Linked DNA regions of Homo sapiens: region 2 is linked to region 1. A link is an interaction called in ENCODE POLR2A ChIA-PET data of the cell type or tissue named here. Cell type or tissue: MCF 10A. All regions are shown on one strand.

Region 1 (8,000 bases):
AACCATACTTCGAATTCTGATCCTTTTCCAGACTGGTGATATGCAGTAAAATACTCTTACATGAGATATTCAACACTCTGTTACAGAATAGGCTCTGTATTAGATGATTTTGCCCAACTGTAGGTTAACGTTAAGTGTTCCGAGCAAGCTTAAGTTAGACTAGGCTAGGCTATAATGTTCAGTAAGTTAGGTGTCTTACACGCATTTTCAACAGACATACAATATTTTCAACTTATGATGGGTTTATCAGCATGTAAGCCCATCTTAAGTTGATGAGCATCTATATAAAATTTTGTACAGCAGATACCTATATTGGTCACAACATTTAATTATGAATTAGCACGGTTTTAAAGCTGGTTCAGTAAACGTTTCCTGGCCAACAACTGTCTTCTAAGTAAAAGAGATGACCTTAAAACACTAATTTAGAATGTTAACTGAGTAAAAATTAACATTTTATTGTCCTTACAGAAAAGAGCTGCATTTGAGTAAGAAGCTCTGACCTTAAAATGCCATGACTGTCTAATTATACTAAATGTTAAAAATTTGTATTCTGGGGCTGGGCGTGGTGGCTGACACCTGTAATCCCAGCACTTTGGAAGGCTGAGGCGGGTGGATCACGTGAGGTTGGGAGTTCGAGACTAACCTGACCAACATGGAGAAACCCCATCTCTACTAAAAATACAAATAAGCCAGGCGTGATGGCATGCCTGTAATCCCAGCTACTCAGGAGGGCAGGGGAATCGCTTGTACCCAGGAGGCAGAGGTTGCGGTGAGCCGAGATCGTGCCATTGCACTCCAGCCTGGGCAACAAGAACGAAACTCCGTCTCAAAAAAAAAAAAAAAAGAAAAAAATGTATTCTGAGGGTTTAATGTTATTGCATATAAGACGGTATTTTACCATTAAGTACTCGCTCTAATCTTTGAACTCTGTGATTTGTACAAATATATTGAATTAAAAATTAATGCCTTGAAGTTTCTAAGTTTCAGAAATAATGTCTCACTTTAAAAAGGTATCCCCAAGTAAATACAACTGACCCTTGCACAACATGGGTTTGACCCGTGCAGGTCTACTCATATGCAAATTTTCTTCTGCCTCTGCCACCCCTGAGACAGCTACAGCTAGACCAACCCCTCGTCTTCCTCAGCCTACTCAACATGAAGATGACAGGGATGAAGACCTTTATGATTCACTCGACTTAATAAATAGTAAATATATTTTCTCTTCCTTATGATTTTCTTAATAACCTTTTCTCTAGCTTACTTTAAGAATATAATAGGCCAGGAACGGTGGCTCACGCGTGTAATCCCAGCACTTTGGGAGGCCGAGGCGGGCGGATCACGAGGTCAGGAAATCGAAACTATCCTGACTAACATGGTGAAAGCCGTCTCTACTAAAAATACAAAAAATTAGCCAGCCTTGGTGGCGGGCGCCTGTTGTCCCACTACTCGGGAGGCTGAGGCAGGAGAATGGTGTGAACCAGGGAGGTGGAGCTTGCAGTGAGCCGAGTGCCACTGCACTGCAGCCTGGGCGACAGAGCAAGACTCTGTCTCAAAAAAAAAAAAAAAAGGTAATAGCAAGTGTTGATAAGGATACGGAGAAGCTGGAACGCTCATTCATTGCTGGTGGGATACAAAATGATGCAGTAACTTTGGAAAACAGCTGGGCAGTTGAAGTCCTAATGGTTTTTCTGGTTTTTCCTTAGTAATGACCTTAGGAAGATGAAAATGTGACAGCACTTTAAGGACAAAATTAATCTCACAATTTAAAAAGCAAGAAAATAAATCATGTTAGAAATGTACTTACACTTTCATCATCATCTTCTGCCACAGAAATCTGGGATATATGTTTCTTGGGTATCACCAGAAAATGTGTTGGTGCTTGAGGGGAAATGTCATGGAAAGCAAGGCACTAGGGAAAAGAGAAATAAATAAATAAATCAAACTTTTAGTATATTGGTAGGATAAAACTTATTTCAACAAGTATTTACTGAGCAGTAACTACATGGAGGGCACTAGATGCTAAGAAAACAGAAGTGTACACATTACGAATGGTGCCGTGGTCCTTTCCATGGAAGTCTTTTTTTTTTTGAGATGGAATCTCACTCTGTCACCCAGGCTGTAGTGCAATGGCATGATCTCAGCTCACTGCAACCTCCGCCTCCTGGGTTCAAGTGATTCTCTTGCCTCGGCCTCCCAAGTAGCTGGGATTACAGGCACGTGCCATCATGCCCAGCTAATTTTTGTGTTTTTGTAGAGACGGGGTTTCACCATGTTGTCCAGGCTGGTCTCGAACTCCTGACCTCAGGTGATCCACCTGCCTCGGCCTCCCAGAGTGCTGGGATTACAGGCGTGAGCTACTGCACCCGGACTCCATGGAAGTCTTATGGGAAGACCAACTTTAAAAGTATAATCACCAAAGGTCATACATGTTACAAAGGAAAAATATGAATGATCATTACAGGAAAAGCCTGATTTAGATTAAGTGTTTAAGAACAACTCTGAGGCAGTGACATTTAAACTGGGAGCCAATGAATGCATAAAAATTGGCCATGCTAATCCTTGCCTGCCTCTCCAGATCTCCTGCAGGTCTTCACATGGAACTGGCCTTCTGAGCTCTCTGCCCTCAGAGCTTTTTCAATGATCCTCTCCCCCTCCAAACCCCAACTTCCGTCTAATTTAAACTGCTAGTCATTCCGCCATTCCATTCCCAGCACATACATGATTTCTGGGAGAAAAAAGAAAAAACAGAAAAAAACCTCTGATTGCCCTCCCCGTCCCATTACTCCCAGGTCAGAGTCCTAGTTGTGCAATTTCCTGGTTTTTTTTTTTTCTTTATGATAGCAATCAGTTTTGTAACTACATATTTGTCTGATACTTGATTAATATCTATTCTCACTTTACTCAACTATTTAAGAAATATACCTATCCTTTTGTGTAAAGCTGAAGAGTATATATATGATATTCTTTAGCATTTAGACTAATTATTTAAAACAGTGTCTGTAAATACACATATGACATGAATATTTTCGAATCTCTTGCTCACTGCTGAAGTGAAAGCTGTTTTAATAAAACCCATCCACACTTATTTGTCTCAGGAGTAATTCTACTGGGTACTCCCTACAAAATGCTGATTCATTTAGAATGCTTCCTGCCGTTCTACAGTTGGACTTCGGTGGTTCAAATGTAAATTTTTCAAGAACCATTTCTCAAAGGCAACTGCGAACTTTAAAAAGAAATATTTTTTCTAAAACCAAAGAATTTCCCCTGAGTAGAGACAAAGTATTTTTTTTTTTAATTTACCTAGAGGAACCTAATTAAATTTTTGATAACGTTTTGAATCTAACCGACATTAGTAGAATAAATGTTTTTCTTAGATTTTATATTTCCTAAATTTAACAAAACTGTTTACAAAATTTGTTCTATCTAAATCAGCCAATCTGCCCAGCTTTATCTGAGATCCAATCCCAAAAATACAACTGGCCACTAAATAATTTACACAAGATATCTCAAAGTCACATCAACTGGGATTTCACCTACAAGAAGTCAACAAAAACTACAGTCTTAGTCTCTTGGCATAAAATTACTTCCTGTTGAATACAAAAAGAATCATTCAGCTGTTTGTAAGTCCAAAATGTTCAGCGGGAGAGGTCAACGGAAAGCAAATCCCAGACGCGGGCCCACTTCTTATCTCAGGAGATCGCCTCGCTAGCCCAGGGTAGGCCTTGGGGTGGAGATAGGGATAGGGGTAGGGGTGAGGGTGGCAAGCCGCACCCCGCGGAGGAAGCCGGCAGGCCCAGACGGCCCGCGCACCTCCCAGCGCCCCTGGGGCCCTCGAGCACAATGCCTTGCTGAGCAGCGCCCAGGAACGCCGGGCCCTGGCAGGCCGGCTGTGCGCGGGAGATCGCGGAGATTGGGCCTGAGTCAGGGCGCGATCGGGTTTCTCTCTGTCAGGCAGAGCGCTGGCGAGATTTCGAGATTCCTGATACAGGCAAGGTCCGAGGCAGCCGGGGAACCGGCGGGCTTCCACGCGGGGGCCCCAGTGCGCCCCGACACGCGCCCAGGCCCCGCGGTGCGGCACTCAGGGCGCCCGGCGGCCTGGCCCGCGCCCGGGGCAGATAACGAGTAACCGGAGCGCCGGCACGCGCCGGCAGGCCGCCTCGGAGTGCCCGGGCCCTGTCCGCTGGCTGGGGGCCCGCTGGACCAGGGCAGCCAGGTCCCCTCCCGTCGCCGCTACACTCGCGACCCCTCCTCTCCCTCCGCGAGAAACCCGAGGATCCGCGGACGATACCCACCTCAGCAGGCGAGAGAGGTGGTGCCCAGTACCTACCCGGTCATCCTCAAAAATGATTTTGGCTGGTATTTCCTTGCGGATGATCTTCCCAAAGATCGTGTCGCCACCAGGCCGAGCGACCTGAGCCTTGGCAATCTCATCTGCCATCTCGGCCTCTCTCCCGCGCGGCGGCCAGAGGAGAGGCTCGGAAGAAGGGAGGAACCCGCAGAGCGTGCGGCGCGAGAGGGCGCAGCCAAGCCTGCGCAGGTGCCCCGGCTCTGGCGCCCCACCTAATCTTGCGCGTGCGCACTGGCGACCTGGGCTGCGAGTGCGGCCAGCGCGCTAGAGCGCCTCAGGGACCTCCGGCTTGGGGAAGTTCCTGGTCTTGAGCTCCAAGGAGATTCCTAAGTCGTTTTTCTATCCTCCTTTCTTGTCTCCTGGGGAATGCAGTTACTGGTATAAACCCTTCGTCTGCCTATGGATGCTTGTAGGGAAAGTTGGATACTGTAACTGACAAGATTTGATAATTTAAGTGGTGCTGGCTGCAACTTAGCACTTAGATTATTTAAGGTCTTGCTGCTGCAGCAGATTTTAAGTCCTCTCTTCAACAGAGTTTTTTTCTCTCTCTACCAGTGGTTCTCAATCTTGACTACACATTAAGATCACTTGGGGAGCTTTTAAAAATCCCCGTGAACCTGGCTGCAGCCCAGATCCATTAAATAAGAATCTTTGGAGATGAGCCCCAGGCATCAGTAGTTTGTAAACCTCCCTAGACTGCTCTGCAAAGAATTTTTCCCAGCAGCAATCAACATAATGTATTAATAAAATGACCCACTTTAAAAAAAAAAACCTTCCTTAATCCCACATCCCCCTCCGTATCTTTGCTCGTTTTATAAAGAAGTTTTCTACATACCATGTCTGCTTTCTTATCTTTCATTTTTGAGTCCATTTCCCTCTTGTCAAGGTCACTAAGGACATCCATTTATAAAATCCTATAGACAATTACAGTTATCATACCAGACCTCTAAGTGTACGTATTAAGAAAAAGTATACCTCCTCAATGCCTTTTTTTTTTTTAGATAGATTCTTGCTCTGTCGCCCAGGCTCGACTGCAGTGGCACAATCTCGGCTCATTGCAACCTCTGCCTCCCGAGTTCGAGTGATTCTCATGCCTCAGCCTCCCAAGTAGCTAGGACTACAGGCGCGCACCACCACACCTGGCTAATTTTTGTATTTTTAGTAGAGACAGGGTTTCCCCATGCTGGCCAGGCTGTTCTCAAACTTCTGACCTCAGGTGTTCCACCCGCCTCAGCCTCCCAAAGTGCTGGGATTACAGATGTGAGCTCAGCTGCCTTTTATGATTACATTACTACCCTTGTCTTGGCAAAATTATTGAATGTGGTTGCCTTTAATCTCAAAAGTGTCCATTTGGTACTTTTGCTATCAAAGACATTACTGGGACAATTCGTAAAATCTAAATAATGCCTATAAATTAGATAATAGTTTTGAAGTCATGTTAATTTCCTTTCATAACCACAGAAAAATTGTCAAAATCAGTTGATCTGGGGTGGGGCCCTACAAGTTAGGTTTCTAACTTTCCAGGTGATACAGTTGCTGCTGGCCCGGGAACCATACTTTAAGAACTACTGATACAAGGGAATGTCTTTGTAGGAAAAACCCACTGAAGTATTTAAGGCTATGGGTATCATGTCCGCAACTTACTTTCAAATAGTTCAGAGAAAAAGTGTCTGTCTATAGGTAATTAGAGAAATAGAAAAGGATAAAGCAATTACAATAAAATGTTAACATTTGGAGAATCTGACTGAAAGGCATATGCAAATTCTATGTATTATTCTTGCAACTTTTATGTGTCTGAAATTGTCAAAATAAAAAAATGTGTGCTGGTTTGGATAATAAATAACATGGTCAGCTTTCATTCCATCTGAAGGCTTTACCATCTATAGAGTAGTGACTCTCAAGTATTTGTCTCTTGACCTACCTCTTCCCTTAATTCCAGACTGGTCTGTGACATACATTACAGCCTATTGACCACCTCCACTTAGATGGCTACCAGGCACTGCAATTTTATTTTGACTCCCTCCACAACAAACAAACCAAAACCTCCTTTTGCAGGATTCTGTATCTGCTGTACCACCATTCACCCAGTCACTCCAGCCAAAAAGCCTTGAAATCATCCTTAAACCTTCTCTCTGTACTTTCAACACACATCACCAAGGATCTAATCACTTATCTCCTCTATCTCCACTACTCTAATCCAAGCTACTAACATCTCTTTCCTGGAGTACTTTGAAAGGCTCCTAGTTGGATAACCTATCTGCTTCCATTGTAGTTAATTTGCCACACAGCACCCAAAATGATCTTTATAAAATATAAATCATAATGTCACTCTCCTGCTGGTAATATGCTAGTGTATAACATCACAGAATAAAATCCAACATCCTTACCTTGGCTTATAGGGCCCTGTGTGATCAGGCCCATTGCTGCTGCTTCTACCTCATTTCTTTCCATTTCAACCTTATTGACTGGCATCACGCAAACTCAGTGTGCTAGGCAGAAGATGCCCATGTCCTAATCCCTGGAGCCTGTGAATATGTTACTTTACATGGTAAGTGGGATTTTGTAGATGTGATTAAGTTAAGGATCTTGGAATAGGGAGGTTCCTGCATTATCTAGGTGGGCCCAAAGTAATCACAACAGCCCTTGTAAGTGAAAGAGAGACACAGAAGAGTGAGAGTAAGAGAAGGAGATGTGACCACAGAGGCAGAGGTGAGAGTCTGAGATTTGAAAATGCTCGGCCGGGTGTGGTGACTCACGACTGTAATCCCAGCACTTTGGGAGGCCGAGGTGGGCTATCATGAGGTCAGGCGTTTGAGACCAGCCTGGCCAACATGGTGAAACCCTGTCTCTACTAAAAATACCAAAAATAGTTGGGCATGGTGGCAGGAGCCTGTAATCCCAGCTACTCGGGAGGCTGAGGCAGGAGAATCGTTTGAACCTGTGAGGCGGAGGTTGCAGTGAGCCGAGATCATGCCATTGCAGCCTTGGCAACAGGGTAAGACTCTGTCTCGAAAAAAAAAAAAAAGCTCCATTATTGGCTTTGAAAATGGAAGGAGTTGGGCCAGGTGCGGTGGCTCACGCCTGTAATCCCAGCACTTTGGGAGGCCAAGGCAGGCGGATCACGAGGTCAGGAGATTGAGACCATCCTGGCTAACATGGTCAAACCCCGTCTTTACTAAAAATATAAAAAATTCGCTGGGCGTGGTGGCAGGCGCCTGTAGTCCCAGATAATCAGGAGGCCGAGGCAGGAGAACGGCGTGAACACGGGAGGCGGAGCTTGCAGTGAGCTGAGATCAGGGAGGCGGAGCTTGCAGTGAGCTGAGATCATGCCACTGCACTCCAGCCTGGGCGACAGTAGGAGACTCCTTCTCAAAAAAAAAAAAAAAAAAAAAAAAAAAAGGAAAAGAAAATGGAAGGAGCCAAAAACAGGTAGCATTTTGTAAGTCAGAAGTCCAAATTGAGTTTCACTGAGCTAAAATCAAGTGTTGGCAAGGGTGCATTCCTTCTGGATGCTCTAGGGAAGAAATCATTTCCTCACCGTTTCCAATTTCTAGAGGAGGCTTGCTTGGTTTGTGGCCCCTTCCTCCATCTTCCTCCATCTTCAAAGCCAGCAGCAGAACATCTTCAAACTTCTCCCTGACTCTGCTTCCTT
Region 2 (8,000 bases), 150 kb after region 1:
GTCTTGGGAGAGTGTATGTGTCCAGGAATTTATCCATTTCTTCTAGATTTTCTAGTTTATTTGCGTAGAGGTGTTTGTAGTATTCTCTGATGGTAGTTTGTATTTCTGTGGGATCGGTGGTGATATCCCCATTATCATTTTTTATTGGGTCTATTTGATTCTTCTCTCTTTTTTTCTTTATTAGTCTTGCTAGCGGTCTATCAATTTTGTTGATCCTTTCAAAAAACCAGCTCCTGGATTCATTAATTTTTTGAAGGGTTTTTTGTGTCTCTATTTCCTTCAGTTCTGCTCTGATCTTAGTTATTTCTTGCCTTCTTCTAGCTTTTGAATGTGTTTGCTCTTGCTTGTCTAGTTCTTTTAATTGTGATGTTAGGGTGTCAATTTTGGATCTTTCCTGCTTTCTGTTGTGGGCATTTAGTGCTATAAATTTCCTTCTACACACTGCTTTGAATGTGTCCCAGAGATTCTGGTATGTTGTGTCTTTGTTCTCGTTGGTTTCAAAGAACATCTTTATTTCTGCCTTCATTTTGTTATGTACCCAGTAGTCATTCAGGAGCAGGTTGTTCAGTTTCCATGTAGTTGAGCGGTTTTGAGTGAGATTCTTAATCCTGAGTTCTAGTTTGATTGCACTGTGGTCTGAGAGATAGTTTGTTATAATTTCTGTTCTTTTACATTTGCTGAGGAGAGCTTTACTTCCTAGTATGTGGTCCATTTTGGAATAGGTGTGGTGTGGTGCTGAAAAAAATGTATATTCTGTTGATTTGGGGTGGAGAGTTCTGTAGATGTCTATTAGGTCTGCTTGGTGCAGAGCTGAGTTCAATTCCTGGATATCCTTGTTGACTTTCTGTCTCATTGATCTGTCTAATGTTGACAGTGGGGTGTTAAAATCTCCCATTATTAATGTGTGGGAGTCTAAGTCTCTTTGTAGGTCACTCAGGACTTGCTTTATGAATCTGGGTGCTCCTGTATTGGGTGCATATATATTTAGGATAGTTAGCTCTTCTTGTTGAATTGATCCCTTTACCATTATGTAATGGCCTTGTCTCTTTTGATTTTTGATGGTTTAAAGTCTGTTTTATCAGAGACTAGGATTGCAACCCCTGCCTTTTTTTGTTTTCCATTTGTTTGGTAGAGCTTCCTCCATCCTTTTATTTTGAGCGTATGTGTGTCTCTGCACGTGAGATGGGTTTCCTGAATACAGCACACTGATGGGTCTTGACTCTTTATCCAATTTGCCAGTCTGTCTTTTAATTGGAGCATTTAGTCCATTTACATTTAAAGTTAATATTGTTATGTGTGAATTTGATCCTGTCATTATGATGTTAGCTGGTTATTTTGCTCGTTAGTTGATGCAGTTTCTTCCTAGTCTGGATGGTCTTTACATTTTGGCATGATTTTGCAGCGGCTGGTACCAGTTTTTCCTTTCCATGTTTAGTGCTTCCTTCAGGAGCTCTTTTAGGGCAGGCCTGGTGGTGACAAAAATCTCTCAGCATTTGCTTGTCTGTAAAGGATTTTATTTCTCCTTCACTTATGAAGCTTAGTTTGGCTGGATATGCAATTCTGGGTTGAAAATTCTTTTCTTTAAGAATGTTGAATATTGGCCCACACTCTCTTCTGGCTTGTAGGGTTTCTGCCGAGAGATCCGCTGTTAGTCTGATGGGCTTCCCTTTGTGGGTAACCCGACTTTTCTCTCTGGCTGCCCTTAATATTTTTTCCTTGATTTCAACTTTGGTGAATCTGACAATTATGTGTCTTGGAGTTGCTCTTCTCAAGGAGTATCTTTGTGGCGTTCTCTGTATTTCCTGAATCTGAACGTTGGCCTGCCTTGCTAGATTGGGGAAGTTCTCCTGGATAATATCCTGCAGAGTGTTTTCCAACTTGGTTCCATTCTCCCCATCACTTTCAGGTATACCAATCAGACGTAGATTTGGTCTTTTCACATAGTCCCATATTTCTTGAAGACTTTGCTCGTTTCTTTTTATTCTTTTTTCTCTGAACTTCCCTTCTCACTTCATTTCATTCATCTCATCTTCCATCGCTGATACCCTTTCTTCCAGTTGATCACATCGGCTCCTGAGGCTTCTGCATTCTTCCCGTAGTTCTTGAGCTTTGGTTTTCAGCTCCATCAGCTCCTTTAAGCACTTCTCTGTATTGGTTATTCTAGTTATACATTCTTCTAAATTTTTTTTCAAAGTTTTCAACTTCTTTGCCTTTGGTTTGAATGTCCTCCAGTAGCTCAGAGTAATTTGATCGTCTGAAGCCTTCTTCACTCAGCTCGTCAAAGTCATTCCCTGTCCAGCTTTGTTCTGTTGCTGGTGAGGAACTGCATTCCTTTGGAGGAGGAGAGGCGCTCTGCTTTTTAGAGTTTCCAGTTTTTCCGTTCTGTTTTTTCCCCATCTTTGTGGTTTTATCTACTTTTGGTCTTTGATGATGGTGATGTACAGATGGGTTTTTGGTGTGGATGTCCTTTTTGTTTGTTAGTTTTCCTTCTAACAGACAGGACCCTCAGCTGCCGGTCTGTTGGAGTACCTTGCTGTGTGAGGTGTCAGTGTGCCCCTGCTGGGGGGTGCCTCCCAGTTAGGCTTCTCGGGGGTTAGGGGTCAGGGACCCACTTGAGGAGGCAGTCTGCCCGTTCTCAGGTCTCCAGCTGCGTGCTGGGAGTGCCAGTGCTCTCTTCAAAGCTGTCAGACAGGGACATTTAAGTCTGCAGAGGTTACTGCTTTTTGTTTGTCTGTGCCCTGCCCCAAGAGGTGGAGCCTACAGAGGCAGGCAGGCCTCCTTGAGCTGTGGTGGGCTCCACCCAGTTTGAGCTTCCAGGCTGCTTTGTTTACCTAAGCAAGCCTGGGCAATGGTGGGTGCCCCTCCCCCAGCCTGGCTGCTGCCTTGCAGTTTGATCTCAGTCTGCTGTGCTAGCAATCAGCGATACTCCGTGGGCGTAGGACCCTCCGAGCCAGGCGCGGGATATAATCTCGTGGTGCGCTGTTTTTTAAGCCCCTCGGAAAAGCACAGTATTTGGGTGGGAGTGACCCGATTTTCCAGGTGCCGTCCGTCACCCCTTTCTTTGACTAGGAAAGGGAACTCCCTGACCCCTTGCACTTCCCGAGTGAGGCAATGCCTCGCCCTACTTTGGCTTGCAAACGGTGTGCGCACCCACTGACCTGCGCCCACGATCTGGCTCTCCCTAGTGAGATGAACCCAGTACCTCAGATGGAAATGCAGAAATCACCCGTCTTCTGTGTCGCTCACGCTGGGATCTGTAGACGGGAGCTGTTCCTATTCGGCCATCTTGGCTCCTCCTCCCTTTTCTTTTTCTTTTCTTTTCTTTTTTTTTTTTAGACGGAGTCTTGCTCTGTCACCCAGGCTGTAGTGCAGTGGCGTGATCTTGGCTCACTGAAAGCTCTGCCTCCCGGGTTCACACCATTCTGCTGCCTCAGCCTCCCTTGTAGCTGGGACTACAGGTGCCTGCCACGACGCCCGGCTGATTTTTTGTATTTTTAGTGGAGGCGGGGTTTTGCCATGTTAGCCAGGATGGTCTCCATCTCCTGACCTCGTGATCTGCCTGCCTCGGCCTCCCAAAGTGCTGGGATTACAGGCATGAGCCACCGCGCCTGGCCCCTCTCTTCTTCCTTTTCTGTTTGGATGCCTTTTATTTCTGAGGCTTATCTTTCATTCTGTTAACAGTGTCTTGCAAATAGCAGAAATTAGTATTTGAATGAAATTATTACTTTGTCTTTTTTAAGTGGATTGTGCTTTTGTGTTTTAGTTTACTAATCTTTGCCCAAGATAAGGCCACAAAGATTTTATGGAAGTTTTATGGTTTTACCTTTAGGTCTGTGATTGATTTTGAGTTAATTTTGGCATGCGGTATGAATATTCAGTTGTTCCAGCTTCATTTGTTGAGAAAGCTATCCTTTCTCTGCTGGATTGCCTTTGTACCCTTATGGAAAATAAGTTGACTACATGTGTGTAGTTGTATTTCTGGACTCTCAGTTTTGTTTTATTGACCTGTTAAGTCTCTCTGCCTACTAGTACAGTGTTTTTGTAGCTTTATAATAAACCTTGAATTCTGGTTGTATAAGGCTTCCAAAATTTTTGCCCTTTTTAAAAGCCGTTTTGATTGATCTAGCTCTTTGCCATTTCCATATGATTTTATTTAATTAATTTATTTTATTTATTTTGAGGCAGAGTCTCACTCTGTCACCCTGGCCGTAGTGCAGTGGCATGATCTTGGCTCACTGCAACCTCTGTCTCCTGGGTTCAAGCGATCCTCCTGCCTCGGCCTTCCGAGTAGCTGGGATTACAGGTGTGCACCACCATGCCCGACTAAACTGTAGGATTTTAGAATAAACATGCCAGTTTATTCTACAAAAAGGTCAGCTGGGATTCTTATTAGAATTGTGTTGACTATATTGATCAAATTGGGGAGAATTGACATGTTAACATCATTGACTTCATTGATCTATGAACATAATATTATTCTCTATTTGTTTTTGCACATAATTTGATAATTTCTTCATAATTCATACTTTTACACTACAAATGAAATTATTTTTTAAATGATTGTCCTTTTTTTTTTTTTTTGGAGACAGGATCTGGCTCTGTTGCCGGGGTTGGAGTTCAGTGGCACAATCATAGCTCACTGTAACCTCGAACTCTTGGGCTCAAGTAATCCTCCCACCACAGCCTCCTGAGTAGCTAGGACTACAGGCATGCTCCACCATGCCTGGTTAACTTAAAACATTTTTTTTGTTGTTGTTGAGACAGGGTCTCCCTGTGTTTCCCAGGCTGGTCTTAAAATCCTGGCCTCAAGCAATCATCCCACCCTGGCCTCCCAGAGTGCTGGGATTATACATATGAGCCACCGTGCCTGGCTTCTGATTATTCTTTGTACAAGTGTTCTATAGAAATAGAATTGATTTTTGAGTATTAATCTTGGTTTTTGAGTATTGATCCTGCAACCTTCCTAGACTTATTTATTCTATTAATAGTAGTCTTGGTTTTCCTAATTTCGTTATCAGAGTTAGCATAGCCTCTTAGTTCACTGTCAGTTTAGAGTTGAAGAAATGTGTAAGTTTATAAAATTAATATCAATGTCTTGCCAGGAATGAGATTAAGCAACCCCAATGGTTTTCATTTTTCCTTTAATGAAATTCATTTTTCCTTTAATGAAGTACCAGTATTCTTCATAATATGGAACCTTGACACTTCAAGCTACCATTATTTAAGGTGTTAAATTTATAGGCAATTTCAGCAAAGTAATTGATTATGAAGGATGAATTGCTGTTTGTTTTTATGACTGGAATTCTAAGAATCTGTTCAAGTTATGTGTTTTGGAGGAAGAGCCAGTTGCCTTGGTGATGGCTTTGGGAGACAAGGAAGAGTATGTGGGACTTTATGTTTGTGGCTTGAGCGGAATATATGGATTATGGTGTGATTTGTTGAGATGACGAAGACTGAGGAAGCAGTGTATCTAGTATTGTCAATTCAGGTTGGACACGTTAGATTTTAGGCGTGTTTTGTCTACTGTGTTAAGGCTTATAGGTTTATTTGGACGCTTTTAGATGAACTATATCTTAGGTTAAAAACAGACCTGAGGTCACACAGCTAGTCATTTGCAGAATTTGAACTTCAGCTTCTGACTCTTAAGTCCATGTTTGTTATCCCCTTATGCTATATTATATCCTCAAGGCAGAGAAACATGCTTGGCTGTGACAATACTAAAATGTTCCCTGGGAGCTATTAGAAATACGTAGCAGAGTTTGCAAGCTCAGATGTCTGCAGGGTACAGACAAGTAATTGTGAGCCAGGTTGTAACATAAAGGAGAGTGGCGACTTCTGTGGAGAACTGCAGAGTCCCATCCACAGGGTTAGTTAGCTGCTAATCAGCTCCAGAAGATTGTTTCCATATGGGAATGTGGGGCCAGTATTGCCAGATATTCTGATTTTTCAAGAGAGGTCCAAAATCTGGATTTTCATGTAAAGTCCTGATTTATAAATGTAGGCAGTTATCCTTTAACCATGCAGACCAACCTAGTGTGGGTCCACCAAAGGTATCTGTCTGCTGGATTCTGCCCGGTGGGTAGATATAATGTGGAAGCAACAATAAATTTATATGGTGGGAAAAGTGTGTTAACTGTGTATAATAAGCACGTTATGGTGTTGAAATGCAGGTTGCTTAGGTTAAACATGGTGCTTAGTGAGCCTAGTGTTTGAGTTCAGTCTTTATATGGATCAGTTAATTATAGATGGGGGAGGGGGAATTGCTCTCTGTAGCTTTTTGCCTCCTAATTGCATGCTTTCATTTGCAGATAGGGCCAGATTTGAGTGTGTGAATTTTTGAGTGAAACCTGGAACCCAAATGAGAAGAAATCTGCAAGGAATAACTACTGACAGTGAATCTGCGGTCATCTGTATGCATAATATGGAATGTTCTTAACCCAGAAGTAGCTGAATGTGTTACTCCATTGCTGAGGAGTGGTAAGTCTGATAATCTCCACTGATAATTAAATAACCTAAACCCTTTCCATAAAAAGAGGATGACTACTTCTACATTCTTAGCATTTGCTGACATTAATTTTTATATTACAGAGGAGGACAGCAGTGCAGTTTAAGGGAATTCTTTATCCCTAACATCATGTTTAATGTCTGATTTCAGAGTTTGGCTTGCTTCTTCCAGTTAGGCACATCCTTTCCTTTGCCTAGGCATTTTTCTCTATTATTTGTTCTTCAGTCCGAGGCCTGAAATACTGTATTTGAAATATTCAGCCAGCGCTGAAATGATGGTCATGATAGTTACCAGCATCCATTTTAATCTTAGTTGTGGTAGGTCTCATTCTCTTTGGGAGTGATTGTTTTAGGAATGGACATGAGAAACAGTTTTGTCCAATGAGAGACAAAAGGGACATCTGCAAGAGGCTTTTGGGGAAATCTTTCTTGCTTTTGTGAAAAGGAAGAAAATAGATGGTCCCTCTTCTCCGCAGAGCTGATATTACGTAGATGTGATGTGTGGAAGTGCTGGAGCCATCTTTTTAGTAGCCTGAAGGTGGTGCCTTATGTGAAGGAGGGAGAACCAAGGGAACTGGAGAAAAGTAGAACTAGAGTTCCATTTACCATGCCTATAGCCTCTCTATCTGAATTTTCTTATTGTTTAAGCAGTTTTGCCTTGAGATTTCCTGTTATTTGCTATAGAAATTATCTAGATTTATTTGGTTTCTTCCTTTTTTGATTACTCAAAGCCATGTTTTTTAGTGTCGCACACATTTCTACTTGATCATGTTCTTTGTAGCCCCTTACAAGCTTTATGAAGTCAAGGGGTATGTTTATATTCCTATTGTATCTGACTCTAATACTTCTTAATGATGTCATCAATACATGTTTGCTTAACTGAATTACTTGATAAGTATTTGAAAAACCAATCCGTAGAATCTAATAATTACAGAGATTTTTTTTTTTAAATTCACATCCTTTTCTTTACCCACACTGCTTCCCTCTAGGATTATGAGTGAAGTTTGTTTTTTCTTTAAGACTTCCAGTATGTAACACATGTTCAAGTGGTTAGTTCTACTCCAGACAATGTTGCCTTTTGTTTTTGTCCAACTTTACCGTCAGAACCAGGTTCTCTCCTTTATGTTTGAGTATTGGCTTTCAATCTAATAAATGGAATTTCACTTTCTTCTTCATTATAAAAACAGAATAGTTTGCCTTCTATTTTCTGTGATAATTATAGGAATGAGGGACGTCAATAGTAAGAAGCATAATTCAGGAATAATTTGTATTTGGCTTTGGAATGCACATTCACAGAAAGATTCCCTAAAGTGTGCATCCCCACTCTGTTCTTAGGACTGTGTGTTTTGGGGGAGGTGGAGGGAAGTTTGGCGGTGATGTAGTAAGAGGGATCTTGGGCCATAGGATGGATGATCTAGTTGCTTATGTTTTAAAGCTCTGTGAAACAAATCATTTTTTTTTTTTGACCTGGCTCTAGATATAAATGTTTCTTTCTA

The links. ChIA-PET counts read pairs that join two places held together with the same protein. Peaks named below come from ENCODE experiments on the same cell type or tissue, not always from the same donor. Only the 100,000 strongest peaks of a DNase experiment are listed, where the experiment ranks them.
Region 2: POLR2A ChIA-PET joins it to region 1 with 11 read pairs; 5 of 35 experiments call an interaction of 5 or more read pairs at or near these places.

The regions. Positions count from the first base shown.
Region 1 is chr5:131,160,768-131,168,767 of GRCh38, forward strand. HINT1 (histidine triad nucleotide binding protein 1) reads right to left here and starts at 4,489. Exons shown (of 3, transcript NM_005340.7): 1 at 4,328-4,489; 2 at 1,805-1,909. The coding sequence starts at 4,438. RefSeq lists enhancers at 3,218-3,878, 3,879-4,538, 4,809-4,858 and silencers at 3,669-4,308, 4,519-4,598, 4,609-4,658. In MCF 10A, a CTCF peak has its summit at 4,504; DNase peaks (open chromatin) are centred at 3,864 and 4,554.
Region 2 is chr5:131,309,668-131,317,667 of GRCh38, forward strand. It overlaps CDC42SE2 (CDC42 small effector 2), which reads left to right. Exons shown (of 5, transcript NM_001375635.1): 2 at 6,309-6,477. Among named protein-coding and RNA genes, the nearest start is that of CDC42SE2, 50 kb to the left of the region's middle. RefSeq lists an enhancer at 2,114-2,922 and a silencer at 2,663-2,884. In MCF 10A, no CTCF peak of the experiment used is centred here; a DNase peak (open chromatin) is centred at 3,184.